Linked DNA regions of Homo sapiens: all the other regions are linked to region 2. A link is a loop called in an ENCODE intact Hi-C map of the cell type or tissue named here. Cell type or tissue: heart left ventricle. All regions are shown on one strand. Region 1 overlaps FGD4 (FYVE, RhoGEF and PH domain containing 4). Region 2 overlaps FGD4 (FYVE, RhoGEF and PH domain containing 4). Region 3 has its middle 22 kb from the start of DNM1L.

Region 1 (8,000 bases), 49 kb before region 2:
ATTAGCTGCCAAATACATTGTGGCAATGCAAGTGTTCTAGTTTTCATATTGTAATATGGTCTTACAAGATGTAATGATCAAAGGAAACTGGGTGAATGGTACACTGGACCTCTCTGTCATATTTTTGCAACTTCCTATGAGTCTGTAAGTATTTCTAAATAAAATGCTAAAAGATATATCCAGACTTTAGACCTATGCCGTCCACTAGCCACAGATTGCTTTAAAAATGAACATCAGCCGGGTGCGGTGGCTCACGCCTGTAATCCCAGCATTTTGGGAAGCTGAGGCGGGTGGATCAGGAGATCAGGGGTTCAAGACCAGCCTGACCAACAAGGTGAAACCCTGTCTCTACTAAAAATATGTAAGTTAGCTGGGTGTGGTGGTGTGCACCTGCAGTCCTAGCTACTTGGGAGGCTGAGGTGGAAGGATCTCTTGAACCTGGGAGGCAGAGGTTGCAGTGAGCCAAGATTGTGCCACTGTACTCCAGCCTGGGTGACAGAGCAAGACTGTCTCAAAAAAAAAAAAAAAAGAACATCTAAGTTAATTGAAATAATTTCAGTTCCTTGATCACACGAACCCATGTTTCAAGTGCTCATGTGGCCACCTTATTATATAGCACAATTATAGAACATTTTCATTATTGCATAAAGTTCAATTGGGCAGTCTGCTTTAAATAAAACCCTCTATAGTAGTGCCAGTTGTCACATGTCTTGGTACCTACACATTTCTTAGAGAACAGTCTCAAATTTACAAATCAAAGTAATTGTCTATACCAGTAAAATTAAATAGAATGGATAAATTAAGCATTTTTTAAAAAAGTGCCGTGACTTTCAAGGCCACATTATATATTTTAATAAACAAAGGAAATGAAATATTTGCTTCATGTTTGAAATAGGAATAAGGTGTTTTTCCTTATCTGCCAAAGCAGTTGCTGTCTTTTTCCATAATCACAATATAGCATATTTAGGAGATGGGAAAAACAGAGACAGATGGGTAGGGAAAAGAGAAATTCTGGCATGAAAAGTATTTTGAATATCCCATGCTTCTTGTTTTCTATTTCTTAGTGACCAGCTTACCAATGGTAGCTTACCATTGAAGAGGAAGTGTGGTTTAGCAACCAGACCTTAAACCAAAATTCTATTTCTGGCTCGAAGTGACCTTGAGGAAGTTACACATATGTTCTTCTCATTTGTACAGCGAATAAGCAAATTAAGATAAAAGCAACTATTGCTGAGCGGACTGTAGGACTGCAAGATATGTTACTCTAAAATGATCCCACTATTCCAGATTATATATAAAATGATTTGCTTACAAGTAGATTAAATACAGAGTTTCCAGGAATTTAGTTATGCAAAGAATCCCATGAGGTAGAAAGAGGAACTTTACCAGGCATAAAAATTTTTAAGTTTTGAGTTTGGGGGGAGAATACAAGAAAACGAAGACATAGGGTAAAAATTTTTATTTCATCCCACGTTAATAATTTTGACAAACTTTGGGAGGATAAGCAGACGTTCTGCACTTTAGAAATCACGTTTTGAAGTTAAATAGTTCAGGATTTGCATTCCAGACCTGCCGTTTACTATCTGGAAAGTTACTTTCTCAGTTATAGATGATGTATAGATGTTCTCAGTTTCAACACCTATTAATGACTTTTTGTTGAGGTTGTTATGAGGAGAGCACATAGCAAGTTAAGTATACAGCTATAATTACTGATAATTTTATCAAGATACGGAATATAATGATGGTGTTAGGAAAATATAAATAGCTTAGTGTATTCTCCTTTTATGAAGCTTTATTTTTAGCCACATGATAATTTTTGTGTGTGTGTGTGGGTAGAATACTAATTTTAGCTTGTAACGAATTGGTTAAAATTGCAGTTCCTATAGCCATTCTGAAATTCAAGCATGTGTGAGTAAATTGATCAGGATCACTTGATTTAAAGCCAGTAGGGATAAATCTGTATTTTGTAAAATCTACAAGGCAGAGAATCTGTGCAGAGAACTCAGAAAAATAGCACAATCACACATCTATGGGTGCAATTTTATTTCAGTGTAATCCCTGCAACATTTTTCTACGGCTAGATCCATATAATCTCTGAATGAATAGTGAAAGGTTTAGTTGATTGTAAAGATACATAAAAATCTACAATGTACAATGCCAAATCATCAGAAAATATTCCATATAACTTTTCTTTTTCTTTGCCCTCCAAACTGCCAAAACATTGAAAAAAGAGGTCAAGAACAAAGGCCAGCATACTCATGAGGATCCTTCTGGCCCTGGTTCACAGTAGCAGTGCAGGACAGTTCCAGTTTTAGCCCATAACTCATTGGCATATGGTCAGTTTGAAGTTTCCTGCAGTACTTTTCTGAGCTAGAGAGAGGGAACCAAAAATGCTGACATCCTCATTTGACATCTTCACTCCAGCCTGTGTAAGTGCCAGCACTTCCTGTGTAAAACCTATCCTGACTGTAGAGGACACACCCAGCCCTTAGCTGACCTGGATGAGGATGATGGCTGGAATTGGTGAGGTTTGGAAAGCATTAGCCCTCAGATGGACACCACCACAGTATATGAACATACTGTGTATTACTATACCTTTCACTTCATAAAGATCAGCTTTTAAAGTTTATGAAAATAACATTTATTGACAGCAAGTGATTGTTGGAGGTAGGTTACTAGCTCTCAAAATCACCACTGCATTACAGTATTATACTAGATGATGGTGTGTTCAAGAAAGAGTTAATTATTTGGATGTATAATACCTTGGAAATTACACCAAAAAAAATCCGTTGGGAGCTCTGAAGTGTGCATATCTTGTCTGCCTCATATAGTATGGCTTTATCTTGACTGCCTTGTCAGTCTTGGCCTCAATTTTCTTATCCATGCAATGGGAGGATTTCTAAATGTCTTAAGACTTTATGATGTTAGTGTGTATTTCTCCAAGTAGTTTTCTTCATGCTTCCACTTGTTGGTTCATAAGCTGCATCAGGTGTGTGTTTTACTATACCCATCAAAATGTCCTCACCTACTCTCAAAGTGCTTTAAGGTAACATACAATTTTTAGTTTGCTATTCCATATAACATAGAAACATAATAATTTTAAGAAGTGATGTTACAAAGTTGAGCTGAGTCTAGGTATTATGGTTTGATTCTGACTACAACATCTGACTATCACATGAAAAGGGACATTTGTGTTATGTAAATGTTGAATTTACATCATGATTAATGTTTAGGTGTTTTAAAACATCTGTTATGTGATAAATTAACTAAAATACCCCTTTTTAGGCTGGGTGCAGTCACTCATGCCTGTAATCCCAGCATTTTCGGAGGCCGAGGTGGGTGGATTACCTGAGGTCAGGAGTTCAAGACCAGCCTGGCCAACATGGTGAAACCCCACCTCTACTAAAAATACAAAAATTAGCCAGACGTGCTGGTGGGCACCTGTAATCCAAGCTACTTGGGAGGCTGAGGCAGGAGAATAGCTTGAACCTGGGAGGCAGAGGTTGCAGTGAGCCAAGATCACACCACTACACTCCAGCCAGGGTGACAGAGGGATACTCTGTCTCAGAAAAAAAACAAAATAAAAATAAAAAATCCCATCTTATTTTTTAAGAAATGGCGCCTCACTCTGTCGCCCAGACTGAGGTATGGTGGTATGATAGTAGCTCACTATGTAACGTCAACCTTCTATGCTCAAGTGATCCTCCTGCCTCAGCCTGTTGAGTAGCTGGGATGACAGGCACATGCCATAACACCCAGCTAATTTTTTAAAATTTATTTTTGTAGAGATGGGGTCTCACCATGTTGCCTAGGTTGGTCTCTAATTTCTGGCCTCAAACATAAAACATTCATTTTAATCCATAATTTTACTTTATAGGCATAACAAGGATGAGAAATTTGCCTATCAATCAGTGCCTTCCTCTTTTAAAAACCTGACTTGTTTTTATATAGAAATTACTTGGGATTGCTAGGTAACCCGCATAACCATTCCTGGAAAAAAATGGAAGGCCCTTTTTTGCTTTTGGGAATATGGAGAGCTTATACACAGTTTCACTATTCAGCATTGCTTGCAGTATTTCTTACAATTTTCTGATGTCTGTCAAAAAGAATCCTCAGATCTTTTAAGACCAATTTTTTTTTTTTTTTTTTTTTTGAGACAGAGACTCGCCCTGTTGCCCAGGCTGGAGTGCAGTGGCGGGATCTGGGCTCACTGCAAGCTCCGCCTCCCAGGTTCACGCTATTCTCTTGCCTCAGCCTCCCGAGCAGCTGGGACTACAGGCGCCTGCCACCACGCCTGGCTAATTTTTTTTTTGTATTTTCAGTAGAGACGAGGTTTCACCATGTTAGCCAGGATGGTCTCGATTTCTTGACCTCGTGACCCACCCGCCTAGGCCTCCCAGAGTGCTGGGATTACAAGTGTGAGCCACTGCGCCTGACCAAGACCTATTTTTAAAGGGAAGTTTGTTATAAGCCTAAATGCCATAAATGTAATAAAGTTACATGTATTTGGCATCATACTTCCTAGTCCACCCCCGGTATTCTAGAGCTCTCTCAGTACATTTTGAAACACCTTCGTGGAATTTTGAAATGCGTTGCTTGCGTAGTTCCTTGAGCCTGCATCACTGCCAGAAGAAGACTTATGAAACAGAACTCTGTACTTCCCATTAGTTAGTTCTTTATCATGTTGAACACTAGATGTGTATGTGTCTAGTGTCTAAATACAGAATGCCTATAGTTTCTACCAACAAATTATGGATCCAAATCCTTGCTCCAGAAGCAGGAAATAGGTTAATCAGAAGATTGCTGGATGTTATGAAAAGAATCTTTTATGGGGGGCTGTGAGTATTGTTTTGCAATTGCCATTTCTGAAATATCTCAGGTTAAAACATTTGGATTTTTTCACTATGCAAAGTATACAATAGATGAGGTCACTGGTATTTCTCTTTGTTTACTGTTAAGTGATAATAATTTGTACCACGATGGAAAAATTATCGTGGATTTTCTTTAGAGTAGTTCAGTGCTGTGGTTTTAGCACAAAGGTGTGCTTTTTCTTATCTTCATGATCCAGGAACAATTACTTGAGGGAATGGCATTTCTCCCTGTGAGTTCATAGCACAGAGTGTTTCCTGAGAGTAGTGGAAGTGAGTAAGTGCAACCACTGTTGACCCTTGTCATCTCAGTCTTTTTTATTATAACCTCTTTCCTTCTACTTTTTTCACTTGTCTTCTTTCTATTTCTAATATTTAAGATTTACACTTTAGCCAGTTTCTTAAAACTTATTTGTGCACCTAATATTTTCTTGGTCATCAATTATTTGGGGATAAAAATTCCCCCTACTTCTAAAACATGAGCAAGGTACATTGGTAATTCTCAGGTTTAAGGATTTCTTGAAATAACATTATCTGATTTATTGGGATCTGAAGTATAGTTGACTTGACTAGGTACTTCTATCATTGTGGCTTAAGTGATCTTGTAGTCTTTTATATTTAACTGAAAAATCATTTTAGGTTGATGTTTTTGTTCAGAGAAACATTTTAAATTTTAAACCAATATTTTTGTTCAGTAGGAAGGAGAAAAAAATAAACATCCAAGTATAAGCTACTGTAACATTTTGAGGTGTTTTTCCTCTTTGTAGCTATTGTTTTGTGAAACTGAGGCTATACTGTTTATGGATTTTGAATTATACTTCTCCCTCTGACCCCCACCATGTATCATTAAATTATTTCAGGCTACTAAAAATTCTCAGGAAATATCCATTTCAGTTGCTCTACACTATTCTGTTACAGGTACCTTAATTAACACATCCACTATTATTAGATATTTAAAATTTTTCTAAATTCTGTTTTATAAATAATCGTGAGAAGAACATGAATTTGTAAGACTGTCTTGCAAGGTGCCTTTGGTGGGGTGGGTCTCATTGTAGTTGTATTCTTGATTTTAAGATAACAATAATAGCTTGACCTTAGATTTGTAAGCACAAACATTGAATTAGGATTTTAAACAAATGTGTTGGGCATATCTTTGTTTAAATTTATGAATATTACCCTTTTTACACTTTTACTTATATGTGACAGGCAGCGATGTGCTTGCAATTTTAAAATTTATATTGTTATTATTTGTTATTATTATTATCATTTTTTAAGAGACAGAGTCTCACTCAGCTTGTTGCCCAAGCTGGAGTATAGTGGTGTGATCTCGGCTCACTGCAACCTCTGCCTCCTGGATTTCAGTGATTGTCGTGCCTCAACCTCCCAAGAATTACAGGTGCATGTCACCACACCTGGCTAATTTTTGTGTTTTTAGTAGAGACGAGGTTTTGCCATGTTGGCCAGGCTGGTCTTGAACTCCGGACCTCAAGTGATCCACCCGCCTTTGCCTCCCAAAATGCTGGGATTACAGGCGTGAGCCACCATGCCCAGCCAATTTATATTATTTATTTATAGAAACAAGATTTTCTCACTGTGTTGCCCAGGTTGGACTTGAACTCCTGGGCTCAAGCAGTCCTCCCGCCTCAGCCTCCCGATAGCTGGGACTATGGGCAAGTTCCACCACACCCGCATTAGCCATTTTAAAAATGTGGATTCCATTGCTTTTTTCAGAGAGACAAAGTGGAATGGAAGCCATAGAACTTATTCAGATAGCTGGACCATTGAGAAAACTAATAGAGGACTTCAACTAAGGCAGGTTCTTCTATGTTCCAAGTCTTGTATGAATGAAAACTAGATCCATGCATAGGAGATAAATCAAGCATGGGCTGTGAAAATGTTGGTAACTGGAAAAACACAAATTCACAAAGCTTTTGGCTAGTTTTTCTTTGTTTTATTAGGTTATCAATTGGCCTGAGATTTTCCCGAATAATTCAGCCACAGGAAAAAAAAAAAAAAGACAGAGAAAAAGCTTTTTGTTTTTTAACATTGTGACATTGTAAAAAGTTTCTGTGTCACAGACTTGCACCAAGATAGTGTACTGACCTTTCTTGTGGAATGAATAGAACTGAGTTTAGAGTACTTTGAGTTACTTATAAATTCTTAAGTGTGCCTTCTATTTAAAACTTACAGTCATAAAGATAATAATAGAAGAGAAATAGCTAGGGTAATATGATTATACGGTCAGAATTTGGAAGTTTGAAGACTTATCTTCAAGTAATTTTAGATTAGAAAACTTGTGGGATTTTTTTTTTTGAATTTGACTTCAAGATCTCAGGGGATTTCTTTTTTTATTGACCCATTATTTGTGTTCCCCCTGTTAGCTTAGATGGTGTGATATAGGCAACAACCTGATTTTTTTTGTTTAAAAATACATTATCTGATTTTTATTAAATCCCAGATATATGTTAATGTTAAAAAATAAGTTGGCTGGGCACGGTGGCTCACGCCTGTAATCCTAGCACTTTAGGAGGCCAAGGTGGGCGGATCATGAGGTCAGGAGTTCGAGACCAGCCTGGCCAACATGGTGAAACCCCGTCTCTACTAAAAATACAAAAATTAGCTGGGCGTGGTGGCGCATGCCTGTAGTCCCAGCTACTCGGGAGGCTGAGGCAGGAGAATCGCTTGAACCCGGGAGGTGGAGGTTGCAGTGAGCCGAGATCGCACCATTGCACTTCCGCCTGGGTGACAGGGCGAGACTCTGTCTCAAAAAAGTAAAAGTGAGATTTCTTACAGAACCTATATTTTATTCTCTATGATAAGTAGTGAATATATTTATTTGTAAGACTAAAAGTAGACTCAGAATTAGTCTGAAAACCACAGTAGTACTGGTTTTTTTTACACCTGTATTTGCCTTCGTTTTCTTTTCTTTGTATTTCATGCATCTCAGCCTCTTCTCTTTTTGTATTTCATGCATCTCAGCCTATGCTTCTCTTCAGTGCGTGCCTGTAGTGCACATAAGTCTTCTAAGGATCAACTTTGTAACTGAACCAACTGGACTCCTGTCCAGGAGTTTATACCCTTCTTGGCATCTCTCCTGCCCATTTGTTTAATCTTTCCAACTCATTTGATCCT
Region 2 (8,000 bases):
TGATATGGTATCATAAACTTCAGCTTTTACAAATGGATAATGTATGGGGAATTAATTAGATCACTTTTAATAAATTTGCCAAGTTTTTTGTAAATCACAGAAAATGGATTAGTGATTATCTCTACTGTTGACAATGAGGAGCATAGTGGATATACCAAAAATTATTTAGGGTTGAGTTTACACTATCTATGACAATCAGTTTCCTAGCTTTGGTTTTTTTTTTTTTTTTTTTTTTTTTTTTTGAGACAGAGCCTTGCTCTGTCGCCAGGCTGGAGTGCAGTGGTGCGATCGCGGCTCACTGCAACCTCTGCCTTTTGGGTTCAAGCGATTCTCCTGCCTCAGTCTCCCAAGTAGCTGGGACTACAGGCGCGTGCCACCATGCCCAGCTAATTTTTGTATTTTTAGTAGAGACAGGGTTTCACCACGTTGGCCAGATGGTCTCGATCTCTTGACCTCATGATCCGCCCGCCTCGGCCTCCCAAAGTGCTGGGATTATAGCTGTGAGCCACTCCACCCGGCCCTCCTAGCCTCTTTTTTAATGAATAAATTGCTTTTATTTGCTTCTAAATTTTTTAAAATTAAAAGATAATTTACATACATTAAAATTCAACCTCTTTAGGGTACAATTCTGAGTTTTGACAAATGCACGCAGTCATATAACCACCACCACCACAATGAAGATACAGAACAGTCCCTTTAGTTCCAAAATTCTGTCATGCCGTTTTATGAAAAGTCAGTTCCCTTACCACCAGCCCTGGCAACCTTGGATCTGTTTACTATTCCTGTAAGTTTGTCTTTTCCAGAGTGTCTCATTTTATCACATATGTGTAGCCCTTTACGTTGGCTTCTTTCTAATGCACATGCAGGTATCTTTGTTCATCCCTTGTTATTGCTGTGTGGTATGCCATTGTGTGGATGTACCACAGTTTGTTTCCCATTCACTACTTGAAGAACAAGTGGGTATTTCTAGTTTTGGATGATTATGAATAAAGGCTCTGTAAACATTTTTTGTCAATGTAAATCCTCCTTTTACTTAGGTTAAGTACCTAAGAGTTAGGATTGCTGGCTCATAGGATAAGTGCATTCCCACCTGATGAGAAACTGCTATTGCTCCTATTGGGTAGCCTAGAATTTAGTGTTAAGTTTGTGGTAGATGCTGCAGATTATTACAGATTGTCCACTTGTGGGCAATTGAGAGTCAATCATAATTGTTATATTTTATTTTAGTTATCACTTTCTCCTGCAAACCATGTTTTGATTTTTGGCTTTCATCTATAAAGATTAAAAGTGAATACAGTAGTGTCCCTTTATCCACAGGGGATGTATTTCAAGACCCTAGTGGATGCCTGAAACTGCATATAGTACTGAACAGTATATATACTATGTTTTCTCCTTTACATCCATAGCTATGATAAAGTTTAATTTATAAATTAGTCACAGTAAGAGATTAACAGCAATAGCAATAAAATAGAACAATTATAACAATATACTGTAATAAAGATTATGTGAATGTGGTATCTCTCTCAAAATATTATATGTAATATTTTCAGACTGAAGTTGATCACAGGTAAAGGGTGACTGCTATACCATTATATCTTAATTTGTTGTACAACAGTGAATTTAATATCTTAATGGTTATCACTGTACTAGCATGAGTGATCAAGATTTTTGACCTCCTAAACTTAGTTTTCTCTTCTGCAAAATGGTGATAAATTAACACTACCTTACAGAGTGATATTCTTCTGTAAGATGGTGATAAATTATTACCCTGCAATAAGGACTTTATGAAATTCTACATGGAAAATGCTTAACATAGCAATGGGCAGAGAGCACATGTTAGCTTTTTTTTTTTTTAAAGTGTTTGTTTTAATACCAAACCTGAGATTACAATTTAAACATTGCTATCAAAGCTCAGGAAGTACAGACAGACGTTGGGGCATTTTTGTGACAGGGAAGTATTCTGGTTTTTACATTACTGAAATTTGCTAAGGCTAAGTGGTCTTGGAACCAAACCTAAACAGATTCTCTGCCACAGTGAAATTTTAACACATATGGGTGGAGTTTGCAAAGGAGTTAAAAACAATTCAGGTTTCTTCTCTTTGACTTTTTTCTCCATGTACTATTACCCTATTCTGTATCAGATTAATTGTAAAGCTTATTTATTTATGCCTTATATACACATTTCTGTTATTAAAAAAGTACCACTTTCATTAGAATGATTGACAACCTTTGTGTCCTGATGGGGAGCTTGTGTTGAAGTGGGAGAACAAACCCCTCACACCTCATCCTCAGCACTGTATTGGCTCCTGCCTGACATCCATCAGCTCCTAGCAGGTGTGCAATTTAGCAAGTCCTTTAATCCTCCCTAACCCAGCAATTCACTGCCCCAGTGGTTCTCAAAGTGTGATTCCTGGAGTGAAGGCCCAGGTCAGCAGTGTCACTGTCACCTGGGAGCTTGTTAGAAATGCAAATTATGTGGCCCCACCATGCACTGAATCTGACTTTGATAGGGCACTCAGTGATGTATGTCTTGATAACCCAGTAGGTGATTCAAGTGCACACTAGAGAGAGGGAACTACTGTGTCTGGACACAAAGAGGAGGGGGTTGGAGAGGTTATTTTCCCCAGTGAGGGAGAATGTCTGTAACCTGTTAACTCATTATGATTTTATAAATATTTTAATCTGACATTTTCTTTTGTTTGTTTGTTTGTTTTTGAGATGGAGTCTCACTCTGTCACCGAGGCTGGAGTGCAGCGGCGCAATCTCAGCTCACTGCAACCTCTGCCTCCTGGGTTCAAGCGATTCTCCTGCCTCAGCCTCCTGAGTAGCTGGGATTACAGGTGCATGCCACCACACCCGGCTAATTGTTGTATTTTTAGTAGAGATGGATTTCACCATGTTGGCCAGGCTGGTTTCGAACTCCTGACCTCAGGTGATCCACCCACCTCGGCGTGCCAAAGTGCTGAGATTACAGGCGTTAGCCGCCGCGCCTGGCTTTAATCTGACATTTTCTGATTTTTCAAGGCCATGAGAAATTACTAATGTACTTATAAAGACAGATAAAAATGAGTAATAAATATTTTACCAGTTAAACTATGTTTTGAAATAACATATACGACTTGTTTTCCTTAGGAAATTTGTATGTAGTATTTATTAATTCTGTATTATTTAGTCACTGAAATCAATGAGCTATGCTGGAAAGGAAAACATAAATGGGATATTTGAGGTCATTCAAAATGAGATTTTAACATCTTAAGCTTGTGAATCATGAATCTGTAACCAACATCTTTGGTCCAGGGCAGGAGCCCTGTTAAAATAGAAACAAACTGTTTTCCCATTAGCTTTTTTAGAGCATTACTAATAGTTAAGGCATTAGTCCATTTAGAAATCGCCCTATTCCCAGCTGTACTTTGAATGCTTTTAAAGGTTCCATGTGCCTCAGTTGTTTACTTTACTTTGATAAATAGAAGTCTCTCTGTGCTCATACACTCCCTCTCATGCAATGTACTGCAGCAGTCCGTCCTCTGGGGAGGTGTGGCATGTTTTGCATAAGGTCGTCCTTGGGCAGTAAGTTCGAAGAATGCACTGAAGTCATAGTGCATTGGTCTGAGCTCCTGGCAGATCCTGTGTAATCTTCAGCCTCCCTGAAGCTTTACAGCCAGGAGTGAGATTTTATCACATGAACTTTAAAAGAGTAAAGCCAAATATCTTTTTATTAAACCAGAGTAGATTAATTATCAGTATATGTGAAATCATGTCCACTGATCAAGGTAAGTGGTTTCATTTTCTAGTAGATATATTTTTTTCTTCCCCAGCGTGGGTCACTTTATAACACTGCATGCCGAGGGATGTAAAAGTGGCAGAGTTTGGTTTTCTTTTAAAGTTAATAAAGCTCACATTGGTTTTCAAGTTCAAGATTAAAATATGTGCTATTGATGGGTTTTGGCTCTCCAGGAGGCTTCTTCTGGGCTAACCAGATACAAATGAGTTTGATAGTTAAGTTTCTCTGGCTTATTTTTATTATCATAAGTAAAGTTTGGAAATTTGGTCATTGAGGGGAGAAATATAGAGAAAGAAAGGAACAGTTTTCTCTTTTTCCTCCCATTTCTGGTGTGAACAAATGTTAAGAAATATTTACCACTAATCATTTTTCTAGTGCTACTGCACGGAGCATTGTTCTGTTAAAACAAACAAAAATTCCCACCATCCCAGTCTTGTTTTGGTGAAGTTCAGGGGAGTAAGTATTATTTGTTTTTCTGTAAAAGACAACATTGTAGAGATAGGCATGAGTTTGTTTTTTAAAAATTGTTAGTGGTAGTAGTATTAAGCCACTGTGGTCTCTTTGAGTGTTGTAGAGAGCATATTAATGAGAAATTGAGTCTTTGAAATAGAAATGTAATTCAACTGTGTGATAGAAATGTAATCATGTGACGGGAAATGTCTGCTAAAAATATTTTTAATCACTGAAATGGGTTCATTTTGTTTATTTTCCCATTCGTTTTTGACTGGATATAAGCCTCACTGAAAAATGTCCACACTGCTGAACAAGATAAACTACAACTTAGAACCGGCAGCCTTCACAGTTACCAGTATTCTTTCTGATGGTGGTGTGGCTCTTTCCTTCCTTAAGTGTCAGGGGCATACGCTGAGTGTGGAAGCCCAAGGTTGGGGTTGGTGACAGCACTGCCTCAGGAGAGCTGAGGCGCCACTCCTGCAGCTGCACAGCTGGCTCCGTTCCCAGGTTCTAGTAGCTGCGGGAGGGTTAAGCAGCCCAGTCCATGCCTGCCCCTGCTCCCTCCATCACTCAGGCAGAAGCCTGAATTCTTTTGCAGGCGTTCCACCACTCTTGCATAAAGTTTGGAGGTCTTGTGATCTCTCCAAAATTTACCATCATACTCTAAATATGAAATTAAAAAAAAAAAAAGAAATGCAGCAAAAGGGAAGTGTTTTCTCACCCCAAGCAGTGAAGTTTTAGGTTCTCTTTTTCCTGAAATAGCTTCTGTCCATTCTCATTTATCTTCAAACAGTTAGAGATGATTGGAGAGACAGTATTCCCTCCTGGAAGGCAGCTCTTAATTAGAGAGGAAAATATTTCTAGAACAGGAAGATGAAGCTTGAGAGGTGAATGTTGATAAACATAGAGAACTTGTTGGCTCTTGTTTTCTGCTTTAATGGACAGCACCCTTTAGAGAGTGGCCACTACAACAATATGGACTTTATAAGTTCCTTTTTAGGTTTTTAAACTGAGAAGACAGTAATATAGCACTTCCTGCCTACACTACTGGATAATTTTGTTAAATCATCTAAGAAAAATTGTAAATATGCATATTTAGTGCACATGTTATTTTATAACAGTTTTTTTTTTTTAATGACCTGAAAAAACTTCTCTTTCTAAAGCTTACGCTTTCAGGCAAACTCCTTTCACATGAAAGAAATGAAATATGATAGAGTATGATGAATGACTCAATAGGAAATATTATGCAGTTCTTTGGAAGAATGATAACTTGGTGTTCCTTTAATAAACATCCAAATGTACATGTAACCTAAACTGCAAACTAGGATTAAGATTTAAATTTAATCAGTTCTTCTTAGATACTAGAATAGACTTGAGGAGGTCAAGAGTAGATAGGAGACTCCTGGAATAATCCAGGGAAAAGTTGAAGTCATTTATTTCAAAAATAAAAAGGTATTTTCTTAGATGTTTTGTGGACCATCCCTGCCCACTTCCTGAGCCACCTTCTGATAACCTTTACTGTAGGCACCTGTTTTCTTTATAAAATAACAAGCTAATTTTTATTGGCTAAAGTACATTTGTAAATGTCTTCACCCTGGTTTGTGTGTGTTCTCTGATTTATCTCCCACCACAGCACCTGCTAAGCTCTGGCTAGAACAGATCCTTCCATTTTTATTCCCTGGCGAATTGACACAAGTTAGTTGGTTATACGTTGAAGCAGGCAGAAGGAAAACACTTAGGAGAAGAAAAATAGTGTTAATCGTAGAATTTGGTCATTCTACATGGTGGTTATTATAATAAAACTTGGCCTGGGGAAAATGAGTCTTTCACCCTCTTAGAGAATAAGTACACACAAATACATTTTTAAAACATTTAAACAAACAAACAAAAAAGACTGTGTCACTGTGGTCTTGTCTTTTCCATGCCATTATAAAGCAGTTATTTCTTTTTTTTCTCTCTCTCTTTTCTTTTTTTTTTTTGAGACAGAGTCTCGCTCTGTCACCCAGGCTGGAGTGCAGTGGCGCTAAGCTCCACCTCCGGGGTTCACACCATTCTCCTGCCTCAGCCTCCCGAGTAGCTGGGACTACAGGCACCCGCCACCATGCCCGGCTAATTTTTTGCATTTTTAGTAGAGACAGGGTTTCACCGTGTTAGCCAGGATGGTCTCAATCTCCTGATCTCATTATCCGCCCACCTCGGCCTCCCAAAGTGCTGGGATTACAGGCGTGAGCCACCACGCCTGGCCATAAAGCAGTTATTATTTCTTATGCTTAGTCCCAAAAACCTAGTCTTCCTTGAGTCATTTTTCTCTTATGTACAATCTGGCAACAAATCTTGCTTCAAGATATATCAAACTGACTATGTCTTATTGCCTCTACTGTTACTTGCCCTGCTTTAGGTTACACACAGCTTTCCCCTGGATTGCTTCTACTAGCCTCCTATCTACCCTTGACCTCCTGGAGTCCATTGTCTACCTAACAGCCTGTGTGCACCTCTAAAAACGGAGGGCAGATAATTGCCACTTCTCTGCTCGCAGTCCTTCAGTGAATTCCCATCTCTTTCAAAGGAAATCCCCTGTTCTTTCAATGATGTGCAAGGCCCTACCTTCTCTAGCCCCTATCCCTATCCCTACCCCTTAACTTTCTGACCTCAGCATCAAATATGCTCCCTAGTCTATCCATGTTGTCTTCCTTATTTCTCTTTGAACATATCAACTGTGCTTCTACCTTAGGATTTTTGTAGTTTTACACTTTGCTTGGAATGCTAATCCTCAAAATATGTTATGCCTTATTCCCTTCATGTCTACTCAGCTAGCAGAGTATTAGTGAGACCTCCTTGTCCTCCCTGTATATAGGATATAATAATAGCCTCTCACCTAATAGCACGCCTGTTCCTTCACCCAGCTTTACTTTCGTTATAGCAGTTTTTTTGTTTGTTTGTTTTGTTTTGTTTTGAGACAGAGTCTTTCTGTCATCCAGGCTGGAGTGCAGTGGCGCAGTCTTGGCTCACTGCAACCTCTGCCTCTCAGGCTGAAACGATCCTCCCACCTCAGCCTCCACAGTAGCCAGGACTTACAGGCACACACCACCATGCCTGGCTACTTTTTATATTTTTAGTAGAGACATGGGTTTTGTCATGTTGCCCAGGCAGGTCTCGAACTCCTGAGCTCAAGCAATTCACCTGCCTTGGTTTCCCAAAATGCTGGGATTACAGGTGTGAGCCACTGTGCCTGGCCCATCATAGCACTTTTACCATTTAGCATGTTATACAGGTTATTTTTTTGTTGTGGTGTTCACTGCTATGTTCCTAGGGTCTAGAAAGGTAACTAATAGATACTGGGTGCTTTGTTAATATTTGTTGATTGAATACATTTCTAATATTCAGTGCCTTTTTCTGTTGGGAAATGTAAAATGAGCAGGAATATAAGAAGTTTAATAAATTATAAATATTTGTAGTGTTCTCCATTTCTTCCCTTCAGTTCTCTTTTAAGAATAAATATCCTTGCTTGCTAACCTCTGGTGTCCCTTGTTGAGCAGCATGTCAATAATGAGTTCCTGCTATTGGAAGCCTCACAGGCCAAGTTGATATAAAGAAGTATGAAGAAAGTATGGAGGGGTTAGTGGGTTAGTGAGATTGGAATCTGTGGCTGAGCCCGTACATGATTTTGGATGATTAATTAATGGGCTGTGTCGTAAGACAGAAAAGAGATGAGGGAGAAGCTTTGGGGTGTGAAACCAAGAAATCTGGAGCGATACTGTCTGTGTGG
Region 3 (8,000 bases), 120 kb after region 2:
GCTTACACCTGTAATCCCAGTACTTCGGAAGGCCGAGGCAGGCGGATCAGGAGGTCAGGAGATCAAGATTATCCTGGCTAACACGGTGAAACCCTGTTTCTACTAAAAATACAAAAAATTAGCCGGGCTTGGTGGCGGGCGCCTGTAGTCCCAGCTACTCGGGAAGCTGAGGCAGAATGACATGAACCTGGGAGGCAGAGCTGGCAATGAGCCAAGATTGCACCACTGCACTCCAGCCTGGGCGACAGAGCGAGACTCTGTCTCAAAAAAAAAAAAAAAAAAAATTACCTGGCCTGTATTCTTCAAAAATGTTAAATTCAGCTGGGCGCAGTGGCTCACGCCTGTAATCCCAGCACTTTGAGAGGCCAAGACGGGTGGATCACAAGGTCAGGAGTTCGAGACCAGCCTGGCCAATATGGTGAAAGCCCATCTCCTCTAAAAATACAAAAATTAGCTGGGCTTGGTGGCGGGCACCTGTAGTCCCAACTACTCGGGAGCTGAGGCATGAAAATCACTTGGGAAGCGGAGGTTGCAGTGAGCCAAGATCATGCCATTGCACTCCAGCCTGGGTGACAGAGTGAGACTCCGTCTCAAAAAAAAAAAAAAAGTTAAGCTCATGAAAGACAAAGACAGACTAAAGAACTGTTCCAGGTTAAAGGATAGAAACACATGATAAGTAAATGCAATGTGCGCTGGACTTAGGCCACAATTTATTCTTTCTTTTTTTTGGCTATAAAGGATATTATTGAGATAACCGTTAAATGAATAACATCTGTAGATTAGATCATCATACTGTAGCTGCTAATTTTTCTGTTTTGACCATTGCACTGTGGTTATGTAAGAAAATATCCATGTCCTTGAAAATATACACTGAAGTATTTGAGGAAAAAGACACATCGTGTCTGTAACTTATACTCAAATGGTTCAGAGATGAGAGAGAGGGAGAAAGAATGATAGAGCAGAAGCAATGTGATAAAAATGTTAAAAGAATCTAGGTGAAGGGTAAACTAGAGTTCTTTTAAAATACTTATGACTTTTCTGTAAGTCTGAATATATTTCAAATAAATTGAAGTTTTGGAAGAAATGTAAATTAAAATGAGATATTACTACACACCTGTTAGAATGGTCAACATCGAGACACTGACCACAAATGCTGACAAGGATGTGGAGCAACTGGAACTCTCGCTCATGGTAGGTGGGAAGGCAAAAGGGTACAGCCACTTTATAGTTTGACAGTTTTTCTTGCAAAACTAAACTTATACGAACCAGCAGCACACTCCTTGGTATTTACCTAAATGAGTTGAAAACTTATGTCCACACACAAACCTGCTACAGAGCAGCTTTATTCACAATTGCCAACACTTGGAAACAACCAAGACGTCCTTCAGTAGGTGAACAGATCGACAAATGTGACAATGGAGTATTATGCAGCACTAAAAAGAAATTAGCTATCAGGCTATGAAAAGACATAGAGGGACCTTAAGGGCATTCACCAAATGAAAGAAGTCAACTAAAAAGGCTACATATTGGCTGGGTGCAGTGGCTCTTATGCCTGTAATCCAAGCACTTTCGGAGGCAGAGGCAGGCAGATCACTTGAGGCCAGGAGTTCGAGACCAACCTGGCCAACATGGTGAAACCCCATCTCTACTACAAACACAAAAATTAGCTGGGTGTGGTGACACGTGCCTGTAGTCCCAGCTACTTGGGAGGCTGAGGCATGAGAATCGCCTGAACTCAGGAGGTGGAGGTTGCATTGAGCCAAGATCGTGCCATTGCACTCCAGCCTGGGGACACAGCAAGACTCCATCTCAAAAAGAAAAAAATATATATATATGGAGACATATTTTGAGATTATGTAGATATCCTAGTCAAGAATTTTTTACCCATCAATGTCCATTGATGATTCTGAATGATTCCTTTGTTTTGTCAATTGCTGATGTTTTCATTTCATCATTTCTTCTACACTTATTTGTTGGCATCCTACTATAAGCATTTTTTCTTATCATTTATTTATTTATTCATTCATTCATTCATTCATTCATTCATATGTTTGGATTCCTGTGTTCCTATTTTATTCAATGGATTGTATAATCCGTTGCCATTATTTTAAATTTTATGTTAATTTTTATGTTTAACTGTCCCAGATTTTGCCAGTGGGAGACCCTTCGAGCTGCCTCCTGGTTCTTCTGACATGTCACTTGAGCCTAAGAGTTTGAGACCAGTCTGAGCAACATAGTGATACCCCATCTCTAAAAACAAAAACAAAACTACATATCATATGATTCCAACTATGTATATGACATTCTGAAAAAGGTAAAACTTTGACACATTAAAAAGATCAGTGGTGGCTCACGCTTGTAATTCCAGCACATTGGGAGGCCAAGGTGGGCAGATCACTTGAACCCAGGAGTTTGAGACCAGTCTGGGCAACATAGTGAGATCCTGTCTCTACAAAAGATACAAAATTAGCCAGGCATGGTGGCAGGTAGTCCTAGCTACTCAGGATGCTGAGGTACGGGAATCACTTGAACCCTGGAGGCGGAGGTTTCAGTGAGAGGAGATCACACCACTGCACTCCATCCTGGGTGACAGAATGAGACTCTGTCTCAAAAAAAAGAAAAAAAGAAAAGAAAAAACAAAACAAAACAAAACCCATGTATGAGATTAGAGCCCCAAGTCCAGAGAGGAGCAGTTTCTCAAACTCTTGCTTCAAACAGCCAAAGTAAAGATTAATGTCTATTAAATTAAAAAAAAAAAAAAAAAAAAGCCGGGCATGGTGGCTCATGCCTGTAATCCTAGCACTTTGGGAGGCCGAGGCGGGAGGATCACAAGGTCAGGAGTTCAAGACCAGCCTGGCCAACATGGTGAAACCCATCTCTACTGAAAATACAAAAATTAGCCAGGCATGGTGGCGGGCACCTGTAATCCCAGCTACTCGGGAGGCTGAGGCAGGAGAATCGCTTGAACCCGGGAGGCCAAGGCTTCAGTGAGCTGAGATCACTCCACTGCACTCCAGCCTGGGCAACAGAGCAAGACTCTGTCTCAAAATAAAATAAAATAAAAGCCTAGCTGTTTTTTTTCTTAATTTTTCTTCTCTGTCTTTTCCATTTTTTCCATCTAAAAATTTAAAGTTTAAGAAGAAATACATTGTTATTAAGGAACCACCAATATCCACTTTATCCATCTAACAAAATGATAGCACCAGCCCACTAGTAGCAGTTGGCCACCTAGGATAGTTTGCCAGTAGTGGTAACCAAGGGCCAGGTCCACCCTTCCTCTCAGCTTTGGTGTATTATCTGGCAGTGGAGCTGGGCTCCACACAGAAGAGAGATCCCCAGCTCCCACACTTCGCATTACTATTTGTTACCTGAGCCCCAGTTATACTGTGTGTGTTGCTTAGGTCTTTGGGCTCAACAGATTCCTTGGACAACATAACAACCAAACACAACACATAATTCCTTCAGCTTCTGCCAACAACTCACTGTTTATGGGGCTGTGATGTGGGCCATGGGGCCAGCCTGAGATCAGGAACAGATGGGACATGTAGGCTCCCAGGTAAAGTAATATCTAGGCACCCTTTAAAATCAATATTCTTGAAATAGTTGCTCAACATGAATTTATTTTATTGGGTTTTTTTATTTGTTTTTGAGACAGGGTCTCTGTCACCCAGTGGCACAAACGGCTCACTGCAGCCTCAACCTTCTGGGCTCAAGTGATCCTCCTACCTTGGCCTCCCAAAGTGCTGGGATTACAGGCATGAGCCACTGCACCTGGCCTCAACATGTATTTAGAGCACGGAGGGATGAACAAAATAGTCAGACTTCTGGGGGAGAGCTGGCAATCTTTCCATTGTATCTGCGCTCTTCAGTTTTGGGGAGAGAGTTGTGTATATTTACTACTCATCAAGTAAAAGGACGTGGAATCAGCTGGAACAGGTTTCACTGGAAAGCTGTTTAGGGATCATTTATTGTTGCTCAAGAGTGCCCTCTAAGGGTTTCAAACTATGATAAGTGACTAACCACATTCTGTGCTCTGCAGGAGTTCCGGCAAACACAACTTTCTCCATATCACTATGGTTTCAGAGATGCCTAAGTGCTCATTGATACTTTAGCATCCCTTACAGGATGGCAACACCGGCAGCTCCCCGGCCAGCCCCCCTTATCCTGCTCTGCTGGGAAGAACAGTCTACAATGCGGCCGCCCCATGGTCAAGTTGCCCTTGCTCCTTGATTCTGTTATTCTCCTTTTCTTAAAAAAAAAAAAAAAAAAAAAAAAAAATCAAAGCAAATTTCTCCAACCTTATCCACAATAGAACTCACGACCGAATCCAAGGGATAGACTACTGTCACAGCTCAATCTTGACCTGGGATCCCCCATATATAGGTGTTATATAGGTGTCTCTCTCTCTCTCTTTTTTTTTTTTTTTTTTTTTTTTGAGACAGAGTCTCGCTCTGTAGCCCAGGCTGGAGTGCAGTGGCGCGATCTCGGCCCACTGTAAGCTCCGCCTCCCGGGTTCAAGCGATTCTCCTGCCTCAGCCTCCCTAGTAGCTGGGACTACAGGCGCCCTCCACCACGCCTCGCTAATTTTTGTATTTTTAGTAGAGACGGGGTTTCACCGTTTTAGCCAGGACGGTCTCGATCTGATCTCGTGATCTGCCCGCCTCGGCCTCCCAAAGTGCTGGGATTACAGGCGTGAGCCACCGCGCCCGGCTAGGTGTCTCTTTATAAAATAGAGATCTGGCCGGGCGCGGTGGCTCACGCCTGTAATCTCAGCACTTTGGGAGGCCTAAGGCAGGTCAGGAGGTCAGGAGTTCAAGACCAGCCTGGCCAAGATGGTGAAACCCCGTCTCTACTAAAAATACAAAAAATTAGCCGGGCATGGTGGCGGGCGCCTGTAATCCCAGCTACTCGGGAGGCTGAGGCAGAGAACTGCTTAAACCTGAAGGGGCGGAGGTGGCAGTGAGCCGAGATCGCGCCATTGTACTCCCGACTGGACGACAAAGCAAGACTCCGTCTCAAAAAAATAAAATAAAATAGAGATCCGGGCCGGGCGCCATAGCTCACGCCTGTAATCCCAGCAGTTTGGGACGCCAAGGCGGGTGCATCACCTGAGGTCAGGAGTTCAAGACCAGCCTGGCCAACAAGGTGAAACCCTGTCTCTACTAAAAATATAAAAATTAGCCAGGCATGGTGGTGGGCACCTGTAATCCCAGCTACTCCAGAGGCTGAGGCACAAGAATCACTTGAACCCGGGAGGCAGAGGCTGCAGTGAACGGAGATTGTGCCACTGCCCTGCCTGGGCAACAAAGAGAGACTCCGTCTCAAAAAATAATAATAATAAAATAAAATAGAGATCCACTGTTTGTAGTCTGAGGTCCTATTAGTTTTATTTAAATTGTACCCTAAGCACTTCCCCTCCTTCCAAAACAGTTTTCACAGTAACAGCCAAAACCTGAGGGTTTAGTATCTGCTAGCCACTATTCTAGGAACTTTATAGAAATAATTTCATTCATATTCCATCACAGTTTTTCAGTGTAAGCATTGTAAATAATGCATCAAGAAACATCTTTGACTTGTTACTGAGAGTTCCATCTGTGATAAAGGGCAGATGTCATAGAAAACCCCTTTGGCAGGTGATTCAACTCGAAGGAGAGGGTGGGAGGAAGCAACATCTGAGAATCATGTGAGCTGTGTTTCGGAAATACACACATCTGTCCCACATCCTGCTGCCCTGTGGATTTGATATGCCTGAGGCTGCATGCTGGCAGGTGGGCTTGGGTGTATAATTTTCTCCCAAGTGATTCTCACTCATTCCATTTTTTTGCCTGTCCCTCATCCCCATTTTTAAAAATTATTTATTTATTTATTTATTTATTTATTTATTTATTTATTATTGAGATGAGTCTTGCTGTGTCACCAAGGCTGAGTGGCATGATCTCGGCTCACTGCAACCTCTGCCTCCCGGATTCAAGCAATTCTCCTGCCTCAGCCTCCCGAGTAGCTGCAACTACAGGGCTGTGCCACCATGCCCTGCTAATTTTTGTATTTTTAGTAGAGACAGGGTTTCGCCATGTTAGCTGGGCTGGTCTCGAACTACTGACCTCAGGTGATCCACCCACCTTGGCCTCCCAAAGTGCTGGGATTACAGGTGTGAGCCACCACACCCGGCCCCTGGTCCCCATTTTTATGAACCATTGTGATAAAGTTGAGGAAAGGCCATTAGTCTTAAGGGTTGCACTCAGGCGCAGTACCACAGCCCTGTGCAGCCAAGACTTCAGTGCTCTGCCTGCTCCCTGTGACAGCACACCCTCCTGCTGTCCACCCAGCTCCACAGGCTTCACTGAGAGGCTCTCAGGTAAGCCTCAGCCTGTTGTGGGCTGTCTAGACTGAAAGCAAAGATAGCTATCTGGCTGGAAAAGAGAAAGGAATTAAGAGATCCATAAAAAGGCTTTCTAAAACAGCCAAATGTTTATAAAGGAGAAAGGAAATTGGGAGCTGGCCAGGTCGTATTCCCGTTCTTTGCCTTCTCACACGACAGAGCAGTGTGGTTCCCAACCTGGTTTCCTACCTCCCCTTTCTTCCCCACCTGGGGACATGTGGCAAAGTCTGGAGACATTTTTGTTTGTCACAAACGGAGTGGTGATGGGGAGGTAGTGTTACTAGCATCTTGTGGGTAGAGGCCAGGGAAGCTGCTAAACATCCCAGGAGGCACAGTACAGCCCCCCAAACAATGATCTGGCCCAAAATGTCAATGGTGCCGAGGTTGGGAAGCCCCGCTCCAGAGCCTCCACTTCTCTGGCTACCCATTCCCCCACTCCCGCCACTCCTCAGACAGGGATGGAGGACAGCCAAGATTGTCAGCTGTGACTTTCTCTGCAACCCTGTCTTCTTTTCTCCTGTCCCCCTGTCCAGTGCTCTGCTTCCCTCAGGTCCAAGTGGAACGATGATGGCATCTGACCAGAAAGTTTCCTGGGCCCTGAGTAACTGCCTTAGATTCTTAGTATGTAGTGGGTGAATCTTTAGTAATAAGGTCCCTGGAGCAAAGTGATGCCTTATCTCTAGTATGAAATCTGGGAACTCACGGAGAGATAAAAATAGCCTCAATACCAGTGGACTGGGAACATGGTGCGTGATCTGCTGTTTGAAAATCCCTGTCCTTAAGTGGCCTTGCACCATGATTGCTAAACTTTTCCAGAGCCATCTCTATTTCTCTAGTGTAATTTAACATCTTTTTTGGCGGGGGCGGGGGTGAGTCAAGTTCATTCTTTTTTTTTTTTTTGAGACGGAGTCTCACTCTGTCACCCAGGCTGGAGTGCAGTGGCGCGATCTCGGCTCACTGCAACATCCGTCTCCCAGGTTCAAGCAATTCTCCAGCCTCAGCCTCCTGAGTAGCTGGGAATATAGGCACCCGCCACCGTGCCCGGCTAATTTTTGTATTTTTAGTAGAGACCGGGTTTTGCCACGCTGGCCAGGCTGGTCTCAAACTCCTGACCTCAGGTGATCCGCCCGCCTCGGCCTCCCAAAGTGCTGGGATTACAGGCATGAGCCACCGCGCCCAGTCAAGTTTATTATTCTTAACTTGACCCTATCTTTCCCACTTTTGACTCCAACACTGCTCAGAGCTGCCACACCTACCCCCATAACAGTTGTGCCACTGGGAAGTGAAGAGGGTGTATCACAAAGTCAGAAACTTTGGGAAAAACTAAGATTAGGTTGTACATCCTTCAAACAAGAAGACAAACTACAAGAAGGGCTCAATCACTGCACGCAGTGAGTGTGAGGAGGGCAATGTTCCCTTGATAGTGGCCAAATGTGTGAGTTCCTGGCTTCCTGGGCTCTGTCATGGCTCAAGGTTGGTAAGAAGGCCAGTGATGTTATGAGCAGGCTTCAATTTCTACAGGGTTGTGGGGCGTCATCCACCATATGAAGGGGCTGCAGCAGGTCAGAGATGTGCAATGCCCATCCAGATTGAGGTGCTGACGCCCTTGCCAGAGCTTGGG

What was found. Peaks named below come from ENCODE experiments on the same cell type or tissue, not always from the same donor. Only the 100,000 strongest peaks of a DNase experiment are listed, where the experiment ranks them.
Region 1: it touches region 2 in a loop (1.9-fold over the local background); 12 of 110 quality-filtered maps call a loop at or near these places.
Region 3: it touches region 2 in a loop (2.2-fold over the local background); 7 of 110 quality-filtered maps call a loop at or near these places.

What each region holds. Positions count from the first base shown.
Region 1 is chr12:32,481,306-32,489,305 of GRCh38, forward strand. All of the region lies in intron 1 of FGD4 (FYVE, RhoGEF and PH domain containing 4), which reads left to right. Among named protein-coding and RNA genes, the nearest start is that of FGD4, 86 kb to the left of the region's middle. RefSeq lists a silencer at 1,050-1,209. In heart left ventricle, no CTCF peak of the experiment used is centred here; no DNase peak of the experiment used is centred here; H3K27ac peaks cover 4,004 bases.
Region 2 is chr12:32,530,729-32,538,728 of GRCh38, forward strand. The region is part of intron 1 of FGD4 (FYVE, RhoGEF and PH domain containing 4); the gene reads left to right. Among named protein-coding and RNA genes, the nearest start is that of FGD4, 140 kb to the left of the region's middle. In heart left ventricle, no CTCF peak of the experiment used is centred here; a DNase peak (open chromatin) is centred at 4,743; H3K4me3 peaks cover 3,270 bases; H3K27ac peaks cover 4,394 bases.
Region 3 is chr12:32,653,776-32,661,775 of GRCh38, forward strand. No RefSeq gene overlaps it. Among named protein-coding and RNA genes, the nearest start is that of DNM1L, 22 kb to the right of the region's middle. In heart left ventricle, a CTCF peak has its summit at 4,000; a DNase peak (open chromatin) is centred at 198; H3K27ac peaks cover 797 bases.